Linked DNA regions of Homo sapiens: region 1 is linked to region 2. The links are chromatin loops, found by intact Hi-C in ENCODE. Cell type or tissue: OCI-LY7. All regions are shown on one strand.

What was found. A loop is a pair of places that touch in the nucleus more often than their neighbours do. Peaks named below come from ENCODE experiments on the same cell type or tissue, not always from the same donor. Only the 100,000 strongest peaks of a DNase experiment are listed, where the experiment ranks them.
Region 1: a loop joins it to region 2, with 6 times the contacts of the local background. A loop is called at or near these places in 1 of 110 quality-filtered maps.

What each region holds. Positions count from the first base shown.
Region 1 is chr6:14,380,314-14,385,313 of GRCh38, forward strand. No RefSeq gene overlaps it. Among named protein-coding and RNA genes, the nearest start is that of LINC01108, 97 kb to the left of the region's middle. RefSeq lists a silencer at 125-419 and enhancers at 745-1,286, 1,287-1,830. In OCI-LY7, a CTCF peak has its summit at 2,107 (motif pointing right); DNase peaks (open chromatin) are centred at 2,268 and 3,208; H3K4me3 peaks cover 1,175 bases; H3K27ac peaks cover 2,395 bases.
Region 2 is chr6:14,661,484-14,666,483 of GRCh38, forward strand. The region is part of intron 1 of LOC101928354 (a long non-coding RNA gene); the gene reads right to left. LOC102724463 (a long non-coding RNA gene) reads left to right here. Exons shown (of 3, transcript XR_926514.4): 1 at 1-367; 2 at 726-838; 3 at 3,563-3,780. Among named protein-coding and RNA genes, the nearest start is that of LINC01108, 380 kb to the left of the region's middle. RefSeq lists an enhancer at 1. In OCI-LY7, a CTCF peak has its summit at 2,865; DNase peaks (open chromatin) are centred at 2,868 and 3,298; H3K4me3 peaks cover 2,061 bases; H3K27ac peaks cover 1,932 bases.

The DNA.
Region 1 (5,000 bases), 280 kb before region 2:
AATGAGAAGTGTGGTTAGGCACCAACTTTCTTCATGTTTATCAGGGGCCGAAGAGGTGGATGGGAAAGAAAGGATCGATGCATCAGAGCACAGGATTAATGCAACGTATTAAGTGCAACCCTGTAATCTAAGTGCAGCCCTATCTGCCTCTCCAGTAACAGCAACCACACACATTTCCTAGGAGCCAGGAACAGTAACAGCACACAAAAATTCCAACCAGGATTAAACTGGAGGTGAAGTCACTGCTGCCCCATGATGCCTCACTTCTGAGCTGTCACTGCACACCTCTTTACTGACTCCAACATGCCAATTAAAAAGCCTGGCTTGCAGCGGGACAATAGGCTAGAACGTGGGTTTCATTCTTTTCCATCTGAACAAAAGCAATGTCTTTGCTCCTCGAGCTCCAGGGACTGTGAGGCAGGGGAGCCCTTTTGAATGGTCCCTGCCACCACACACTTCCCAACTATCGACACCGGCTAGATAGGTAACAAAAGGGGAGTCAAAGGTAATGAATCAGAATTTGCAGAGTTTAGCTGCTATGGGTGTGGGAGGGCCCCCAGAGAACGGCCAACGGACCCGATCCATTTGTATCACTTGTTAACCAAAATTGTCAGTGACTTTGGAACAATTATTGCCTTCCTGAAACCAAAACCTGCACAGCACAATAACTCTTGAGCCTCCCTTCTCTGCATTAATAATCATGTTCATGGTGCTTTACTTAGCAGGTTACAATGTTGGCTTACTCTCAGGCTCTCTGCAGTGAACAAATTAAAGAGGCTTGCTCTGTTCCATGAAAATACTCCAGCTCAGCCTATTCATTTTCCTAAATGCTTCTCCACTTCAAATTGGCATTCCAGCCATGTGGCATATATTTTTTAAAAGCCATCGCATGGGTCAATAATGTTAAACCCTTACCCATGACAATAATTTACTCTCATCGACTGTGTACATACACAGAGAAGAAATACACACATAGTGTGTGTGCTCATACTCTGATCCCTTTGGTGTCTCTCAGCATTGTGGACTCTCTCTTCCTATTGTGTTTCAGTCTTTTTTTTAACTGGCGGTCTCTTTCTCCTGCAAAGAGAGATTACAAATACAATCCTAGAATTGTAAATAGAACGGTGGCTGCCTTTTGTTCGGCTTCCTGTCCAAGTTGTTACAACCTTTGTCATGGTAATGAGCCATCAGAATTTCATAGCCTGAATACCCTCTCCACTCTTCCAGTTTATTGTGTGCCTAAATTTGGATGAGTTTATGGTCTCCGTCAGTGCTGCCCGTGGATAAAGACAGCTGGAAAAGTTGACCCGCTTTAAGACGACCAAAGGTTCTTCATGGAAGTAAAAGGTTTACTGGCAACACAGGAAATCCTGAGAGCACTGTCTGGAAATTTGGACGGGGTAATATTCACCTGCCAAGGTTTTCCATCAGGTCTTGAGAAAGGTCGGTGGGTTTTCTACCCTACTTAACTTTTCCCCAGTTGTGACAGAGTAGCTTTTCTCTTTCATTCAAGGGATGTGTGTTGAAAATCTGTTCTGTACTAGGCAGTGGATGCACTGAGGAGAAAAAATAGGGCAGGCCAGGAACACCGAGGCACAGCTGAATACATATTTATGCCAGTGCAAAGAAACAGAAAACTGGGTTCATCTTCATACTGAACTTCATATGACTCAGATCAAATTTCCTCAGTGAGAGCCCATTTACAATAGCCATTATGCTGATGAACATGCCACCGGCTTCCCCAGTGAATACCCAATGAATACCCATTTCTGAACTTGCTCGATAAGAACACGGCTGAAGGTAGATTCCTACAAGGTAAATTCCTATTACTGTCACTTAGGTTGTGGCTTTAGGTAACTGATATGTACGTGACATCACATTATCTACGCTACAGTACTTTAAAGCAAATGACAGATGTTGTAACAGTTTACAAGATGACCCATCTATATTTGATTACTGACAGGCATGAATAATTTACTTCAATATTTCATTAAAATTGTGCCCTGTTAATTAGATGGAGGGTTTTTTGTGACAAAGCACAAACTGCTGGGGTGGGTGGTCTGTGAGGTTGTAGAACATAAAAGGGCTTTTTATTCCCCCAGCAGATGGGGCCCCGCAAGGATAAAAGAGACTTGAGAGCCACTTAAATTGGCCTCAGGACCCTCAGTGTTGAAGCTAAGTGCTGGCTGTGGTTAAATTTATGTAAAGCGCCTAGCACAGTGCCCGGCACCCAGCAGCTGCCGAGAGCTATTAGGATTTTTTTTCCCCAAGTGTTGGGTGTGTGTGGTTAGAAACTTAGTGCCATTTCCAAGCAGGTGTGACTTTCAGTTAAGTGACTTCCTGAGTTTGTATGAGAAATCATTGGTGAAACCCAGAATAGAACTCAGAGTCTTTGCATTCGATTTCCAATCCCATCCCTCTTCTCACTGGGTTGCCTGCCCTCCTTCTGCATGGGCACCTTTGCCAAGAGAGAATGAGATTCTCAAAGCAACTAAAGTCCTCTGGTAGTTTTCAAATGGCCAGTTCTGTCCTCCTCTCAAAATATACTTTGCTCTTGTATTTCCAGTTTCAAAGTAGCAAAATGCAAAGTCCTGTCTTCCTTCCTTCCTTCCTTCCTTCCTTCCTTCCTTCCTTCCTCTTCTTCCTTTCCTTTTTCCTTCCTTCCTTCCTCCTTCCTTCCTTCCTTCCTTCCTTCCTTCCTTCCTTCCTTCCTCCTTCCTTCCTTCTCTCCCTCCTTACATCCCTCTACAAGTATCAGGCCGTGGGGAGCGGGAAAGGAAAGAAAGAAAAGGAAAAAAGACTGTCAAGTGTTTTTTATCATGCAGATGTATGTTGGGGGCATAGAAGTGGCAGGGATTGGAGACTATAGCAGAAGGAGCCCAGGCTCATCTGCTGCTAAAAATAATAAAATTCTAACTTCAGAAAATGTTGAAATATGGCTGGCGTGGCATTGTTTTTGTTGCCTTAGGAAGATACCCTCACTTGACCAGACGATTAAGAAACCTGAAAACTGCGTGTTACTGAACCAAACTTTGGGTCACCCACTCAGTGAACAGAAAAAGCCAAAAGCCAAAAACGAACACCACTGGTATTTGCAGTGAAAGAGAGGCATGTATTTCAGGGTGCCAAGCAAGGAGAACTGGGCAGCTAACACTTAGGACTCAAACTCCCAGACGGATGACAAGCAAGGGTTTTTACAATTGCAACTTCTGCTTTCCTGAAATGTACTTTGAAATGGACATTTAAAGGCATTAAATGTATAGTTGCAGTCGTAACCAAGACAAGGAAGGCATGCAGCCAATACAAGGAATTGTAAACCAAAACAAGGAAGTTACCCATTGGTTTGGCCCTTCGTAGGGGGACATCTTGAAGCAGAGGCTTACAGGTCAGAGGTGGATTCAGAGATTCTTTGATTTGCAATTGGTTAAGGAAGCAAAGCTTTGTCTAAAAACTTGGGGTTAGCAGAAAGCTATGTTTAGTTTTGGCCTGAGGGTGTGACTTTCTCCAGGCACCTCAGGAGGAAATTTAGAACAAAGAACATCAGTTAGAGTTCAGTCCTCAGTGCCCCCTTATCTGAGGTCTATGTGACGGTGGTCAACATTGTCTATCTGGTGGGGCTCCTGTTTCTGAAAAATAGCTCAAGGATACGTCAAGATAATATCTTTTAGTTTCTATAGGGAAGCAAACATCTTGTGACTCTGGCTTACTTGGTGGCTATTGTTTAAGTTACTATTATCTTCCTGCTTAGCAGGTTATTCATTTACTTCCTTAATTGCTGGTTGTAGGGTTAGCTAGGTGCCTGGAATTTCCCTTGAAGGGACTCAAAATTTTCCCTTTGTTTTTTGCTAGGTGGGGAGGTGTAGCTTGGAAGGCTCCTGAGAGGGGTTCCTGCTGTTTCATACACTTTCTCTGACCAGGCTTTCCTGAACTGGGGATAAATAGCGCATCTGCAAACACAGTGATGCCACCAGGTCAAGGTCAACACTGATATCTCAATGGCTACTAGGCCCATGTCTAACAATTCCTCATGCTTTACCCTGGCCCGTAAGCTAAAAATGTTAGGCAAAACATTGCCCATTCTCCTGCCTGTCCTCTTCCTTCTCTGGTCTGCTCCCCTCTCTGTGGAGAGGAAACTCCTGATTTGCTGAGAAGTTTCTCAAAAGCTACAGTGCAAATCACCCTAATTGTTTGCTAGATGAACAATGATCACTCTAACCTCCTAATTAACATTGTTAAAATCTGCTAACAAAGGACATTTAACAATATCTTAATTAGGAAGGATTTCCAATTTGTGATATGGAGCATGTTAGACAAACAGAGCACAATTCTCCCTTTGTTCCTGGGCTCGGTAGCCAGAGAGATTACAAGATATGACACAACATGTTCTGCGTTTGCCATTTATCATTCTATATCCTTTACACATTTGCACTACATAATTAGTATCTTGGCTAATTTTACCTGTGTTATTGTTTGCACTGTAATTTGGAGAGAATAGAGTGGGTGATACGGGTGATTTAGATTGGGGCAGGCATCTGGTTCTCCAGTTCTCCCTCCCACTGACTGCGGCTCCCAAATGCCTGCTGGAAAATACCCCAGCTAGCAGAGAAAGCAAACTTCTTGGGGTCTCCAGTTGCAGATAATGGGGTATAAAATGAATAGCCTTTTGGGTCATTCCAAATAAATATGCAGATGACTAACCCCCATTCCTTTTCCAAGCTCTTACAGCTTATTTTAAAAGCTCCTATTATCTATCACTTAATTATTAAAAAGTGTCTACTCTGTTTTCATAAATTATCTATGTGTTGGAGATATTGGCATATGAGAGAGTCGTGGGGAAAAGGGAGGTTCCAAAGCCAATTATCCCAGCGGAGAAGGTTTTAGAATATAATGGGATCCCTGAATTATTTTATACCAGACCTTTAAGGATGTGTGTGTGTTTGGTTAGGGTGAATGGGAGGAGGTGGTAGGGGACAGGAAGGGTTAGGATTTGTAATAATCCC
Region 2 (5,000 bases):
AGAGCTGCGGCACCATGGAGAAGAGTAATGAGAGGGACATCCTGAAGGAAAGACAATATGAAGGACTGTCGATGCCAAAGAAAGGACTTTCAGCCATATGCACGCAATGGGGAGCAATGCAAGATTGTCAACCAAGAGACTGAGGTGACCAGATCTGCTTCACAGCAGCAGCAGCAGCAGTGTACATGGAAGATTAGAGGACCGAGAGAGATGCATGTCAGGAAAATCAGCTAACAGACTCTAAAATAACTAAGACTTGAGAAAGATCTGGATCAAAGCTTTAACAGCAGCAATAAAGAAAAAAGAAGAGACATTTCTGTAATCAGATCTAGAAAAGTTGATGACCCCCAGGATAACAGCCATGAAAGTGAGAAGTGCAGGACACAATGGTTTAAGCTTGGAATCTCAGCCACTCCGAAGTCGCTGAGGCAGGAGAATCACTTGAGCCTAGGAATTTCAGGCTGCAGTGAGCTACCTACAGTTGTGCCACTGTACTCCAGCCTGGGTGACAGAATGAGACCCTGTCTCTTAAGAAAGAAAAGAAAGAAAGAAAGAAAAGAGAATAAGAGTGTCTAGGGTTTCTAACTTGGCCATTTTATCGTTAAGGGAGATAAGTCAAGAATAGGAAAAGAATGTGCATACTGGGGAAGACCATGTACACTAAAAAGCAGAGCTTGTCATCTGTGCTGACTCCTTTTTTCTTCTTGTCTTCTCTACTTCTCAAGGTGCTGCTACCACAAACATGAGGAAACTTCTGTTAGGAGTTCAACCTTCAGAGAGGACAGCTGGCAGTGCAAGATGGTGACAGCCCTGCAATCAGGAGAAGAAAGTCATGAGAGTAAGGAATGATGGAGAGGGATGAGAGCGTTTTCTAGGATTTGAAGAGTTAAGAGACTCTGAATAATTGGCAGGGGAAGCTGGGATGGAGAACAAAGTAGGAGAAGAATCATTTGCTGTGAACTCTGTATTTGGATTCCATTTTTGATGATCTTTGAAAATGGGAATAAAGGATTTGGGTTATTTTTAAATTCCTTTGGAGGCTAGACAGTTTCCCTAAATTCAGCATTCCCTTTGAAACTAGACCGCATGAGTCTCTGGTTTGTGCAGGGTTACCCTGGGTCAGAGTTGCCTCTAGAATAAGCAATGGGTAAGTCCTTGAGCTGTTGGAAGCGCATGGAGTGCCTGACAGTCTTCTGCACATTAGGCATAGGGGACCCTTTTGGGGGAAGAGGATGAAGAATAGGAGGGGTGATGGGAGCATGTTGGGTTGTGCCAGTTTAAAGAGAACGTGAAAAAGATAAGCAAGCAAATGAGGCTGCAAAAGAGGAATCATGGGAGAATGAGGAAAATTAAGTGATCATAGCATCCCTGAGGTCAAAAGAGCAGGGGTTTCAGGGAGAGTGCCAGGGCATTAGTTAATACAAAGAAGAGACCACTGGCTTTGCACCCTGGAGGTCAATGCTATCCTCTTCCTAATCCATTACTATAGAGTGATGGGGACCAGCGTTTGTGTATTGAGGAGATAATGAGAAGTGTAAATGGAAAACAACCAGAAGATAACAAGGATAAACAACTCTTTCAAAAATATAGTCACAGGTCACTTAACAGGACTACATTCTGAGAAATGCACTATTAGACAATTTTATTGTTGTGCGAACATCAACAGAGTAGCTTACACAAACCTAGATGGTGTAGCCTACTAGGCTAGAAGGTGTAGTCTATTGATCCTAGGCTACAAACCTACACAGCATGGTACTGTACTCAATACTGTAGGCAACTATAACACAATGGTAAGGATTTGTGTACCTAAATATACCTAAACATAGAAAAGGGCTAGGTGCAGTGGCTCACACCTGTAATCCCAGCACTTTGGGAGGCTGAGGCAGGCGGATCACCTGAGGCCAGGAGTTTGAGACCAGCCTGACCAACATGGCAAAACCCGGTCTCTACTAAAAACACAAAAATTAGCTGGGCATGGTAGCACATGATTGTAAAATCTCAGTTACTCGGGAGGCTGAGGCATGAGAATTGCTTGAACCCAGGAGCTGGAGGTTGCAGTGAGCAGAGATCACGCCACTGGACTCCAGCCTGGGCAACAGAGCAAGACTCTGTCTCAAAAAATAATAATAATAAATTAAAAAAATAAACATAGAAAAGGTACAGTAAAAATATTGTATTATAATTTTATGGTACCACCATCATATATGCAGTCCATCATTAACTGCCACATCATTACATGGTACATGACTATATTTAATGGCTTAAAAACACAGAGATGTGCAAAATCATTTATGTCCAAGGGTTATTTGTCATAAAAACATAATGTACATAACAAAACTTGGGACAACCTAAAACACCAATACAAGGTATTGGCTAAATTTTAAAAGTGTTTTAGAGAAGCGTATTTAATAGAAGAGGAAAATGTTCACTGTTTAAGTGAATAAAACAAGATACAAAAGGCATATACAGTATGAGTTCAATTTTTTTCATCTATACAATACAGGCATAAAAATATTAAAATGATATATATTTGATAAACTGATAGGTAGATTTCATTTTCTTCTTTGTGTTATTCTGTATTTCTCTAATTTTCTGAGTTCATTTGGATGCTAAAGAATGTCTGTTTTTTTACTTAGGAAGAGAGTGGTTTTTCTGTTTGTATATTTTGGTATATTTTGGTTTGAGGTTTCGGTGGTTTTTTGTTTTGTTTTTGTCTTGAGTGATAGTACGTATATGAGATCATGTACAACTACCTACTGTTGCTCTCTTCCACTGGGATGTTTTTGATGTAATGGCTATGCATCTCGGCCTTGGGGGGCCTAGTGCAGCCTAGTGCAATGTCAAAGGGGCTGTCACCTGGTTCTTGCTGCCACCTGCCTGTGCAGGTGGCTGCTGAGGCAGCCTTTGGCCCACAGGTCCCCTGAGACATCCTTTGCCTCTGTCTGCCTTCCTGGCCCACTGGCTCTCCTGACCAGTCTAAGCACAGATGAGTGGAGGGCGGGGGGAATCGTCCTGGCCTGGCCTGTGCCACACTGGGGCTTGGGAGTTTCTGCAATGTCTGCTGAGGCCCCCCGCCCCCATCCTGGTCTGACTCTGCAGCCAGCTCCAGGAAGTAGAATGCAGGCTACTCTCTCCATAAGATCATGCTTTACCCACTGTCTTTCCTTCTTTCTTAACCCCAGGGAAACCTCATCTAGATTTGAGGATGAGGACGGGTGTAGGGAGCCAATCTCATCCTCTGACATTTCTCCCTAAGGGCGCAGTCCTTTGAAACACGTGTAAGTCAGCAAAAGGCACCCAGGCTATTTGCTTTCCCTCCTACCACATCCGTCCCCTGAGGCAACAAGCATTAGATGGCCTGGCTGCTTTGGGGGAGGGAGGGGCTGGCAAAAGGAGAATGATGGAGCTGGAAGGAGAGACAGAGTAGCCCTAGGTTAACCCTTCAAAACCATTATCCTGATGTGCAGATGTCGACAGAAAACAGCAAGCCTCTCAGTGCCAGCCTGCGTGCTGGAAGTGCACATGCATTATTAATTCACTGGGACATTTTTACCCTTTCCAGCCTGTTTCTCCAGGTTTCCCGCCTCCTTCCACCTTCTGTACAGGACACACCAGTTCCCTCAAGCCCAAAATGTGAGCAGCTGTCATTCTCTGCATAGCCAAGCTCGGCAGTCTGCCGAAAGGGACAAGCCAGTCCCGCAAAGGAATGATGTATGCCAAAAGATACTGCATTAGGATCTTCATTAACTGGAGGGCCAATAAATTTATGAAAATCATGAATCAGTTAATCCATTCCTTACGATGAATAGCTAATTAACATGAGGACAGGGCCTGACCCTTCTATTCATCTCTACTCACTCCTGAGCTTCCTGTTACAGACAGGCTCCAGGGCAGAAAACAGAACCCACATTGGCTAGCGTGTGTTCAGGTGGGTCCCCATGGGGCAAAGCCGAGGGGATGGACTAAACACAACCTTCTCTTAATGTTGGGACTTTCTCTGAGAGTGCATTCTTATTTCTAACTTTTCATTATGAAAATAGTCAAACACAAGTGTAGCAAGGTCTTACAAATTTATGGGGCCGGGTGCGGTGGCCTGTAATCCCAGCGCTTTGGGAGGCCAAGGCGGGCAGATCACCTGAGGTCGGGAGTTCAAGACCAGCCTGCCCAATATGGAGAAACCCTGTCTCTACTAAAAAAGAAAAAAATACAAAATTATCCGGGTGTGGTGGCGCATGCCTGTAATCCCAGCTACTCGGGAGGCTGAGGCAGGAAAATCGCTTGAACCTGGGAGGCGGAGGTTGCAGTGAGCAGAGATCGTGCCATTGCACTCCAGCCTGGGCAACAAGAGTGAAACTCCATCTCAGAAAAATATATATAGATATTATGTTTCATCATCCATTTTAAATATAAGTTGGACTTTCTCATACCAGAAGCATGTGAAACAGTTTCCAGTTCTCTGCCTCCTCCCAGTTCCTCAATGTGATGAATCCACGTATCTGCCTTACACAACTGCCTCCTGGCAGCCAACTTCCTATGGGACATATAGACACAGCCCACTTGACTCACCCTGACCCCGCACCCCAGGCGGACTATGCAGATATGACTCAACGACCACTTCTCAGTCATAACGTTAGCTGGTGGGACTCCTGCCTGCTTGCTCTAAATCCACCAATGACAACTCCTCAAGGGAAACCCATCTGGGTAATTCCCTGGATCCCAACAAAGGCTCTGGCCCACAAGTCCCTTCCCCAGTCTCCAACCCACTGGTCGAGCACATATGTCCCAGACAGCTCTCCTCTTCCCATTCGCCCTGAGGTTGCTGTCTTGTTCTCTCCAGGATCTGTAAATAATACACTGCTTCAGTTATTTCATGCATTTTCTTTTGCCTCCTCTGGGTCTTACCTGACTGACACACTCAAACCTAACTAACTTCTTTCCCATTCAGGGCTCTCCTAGAGCGTGGCTATCTTAGTAGGAATAAGCTAGACACAGGTCAGACG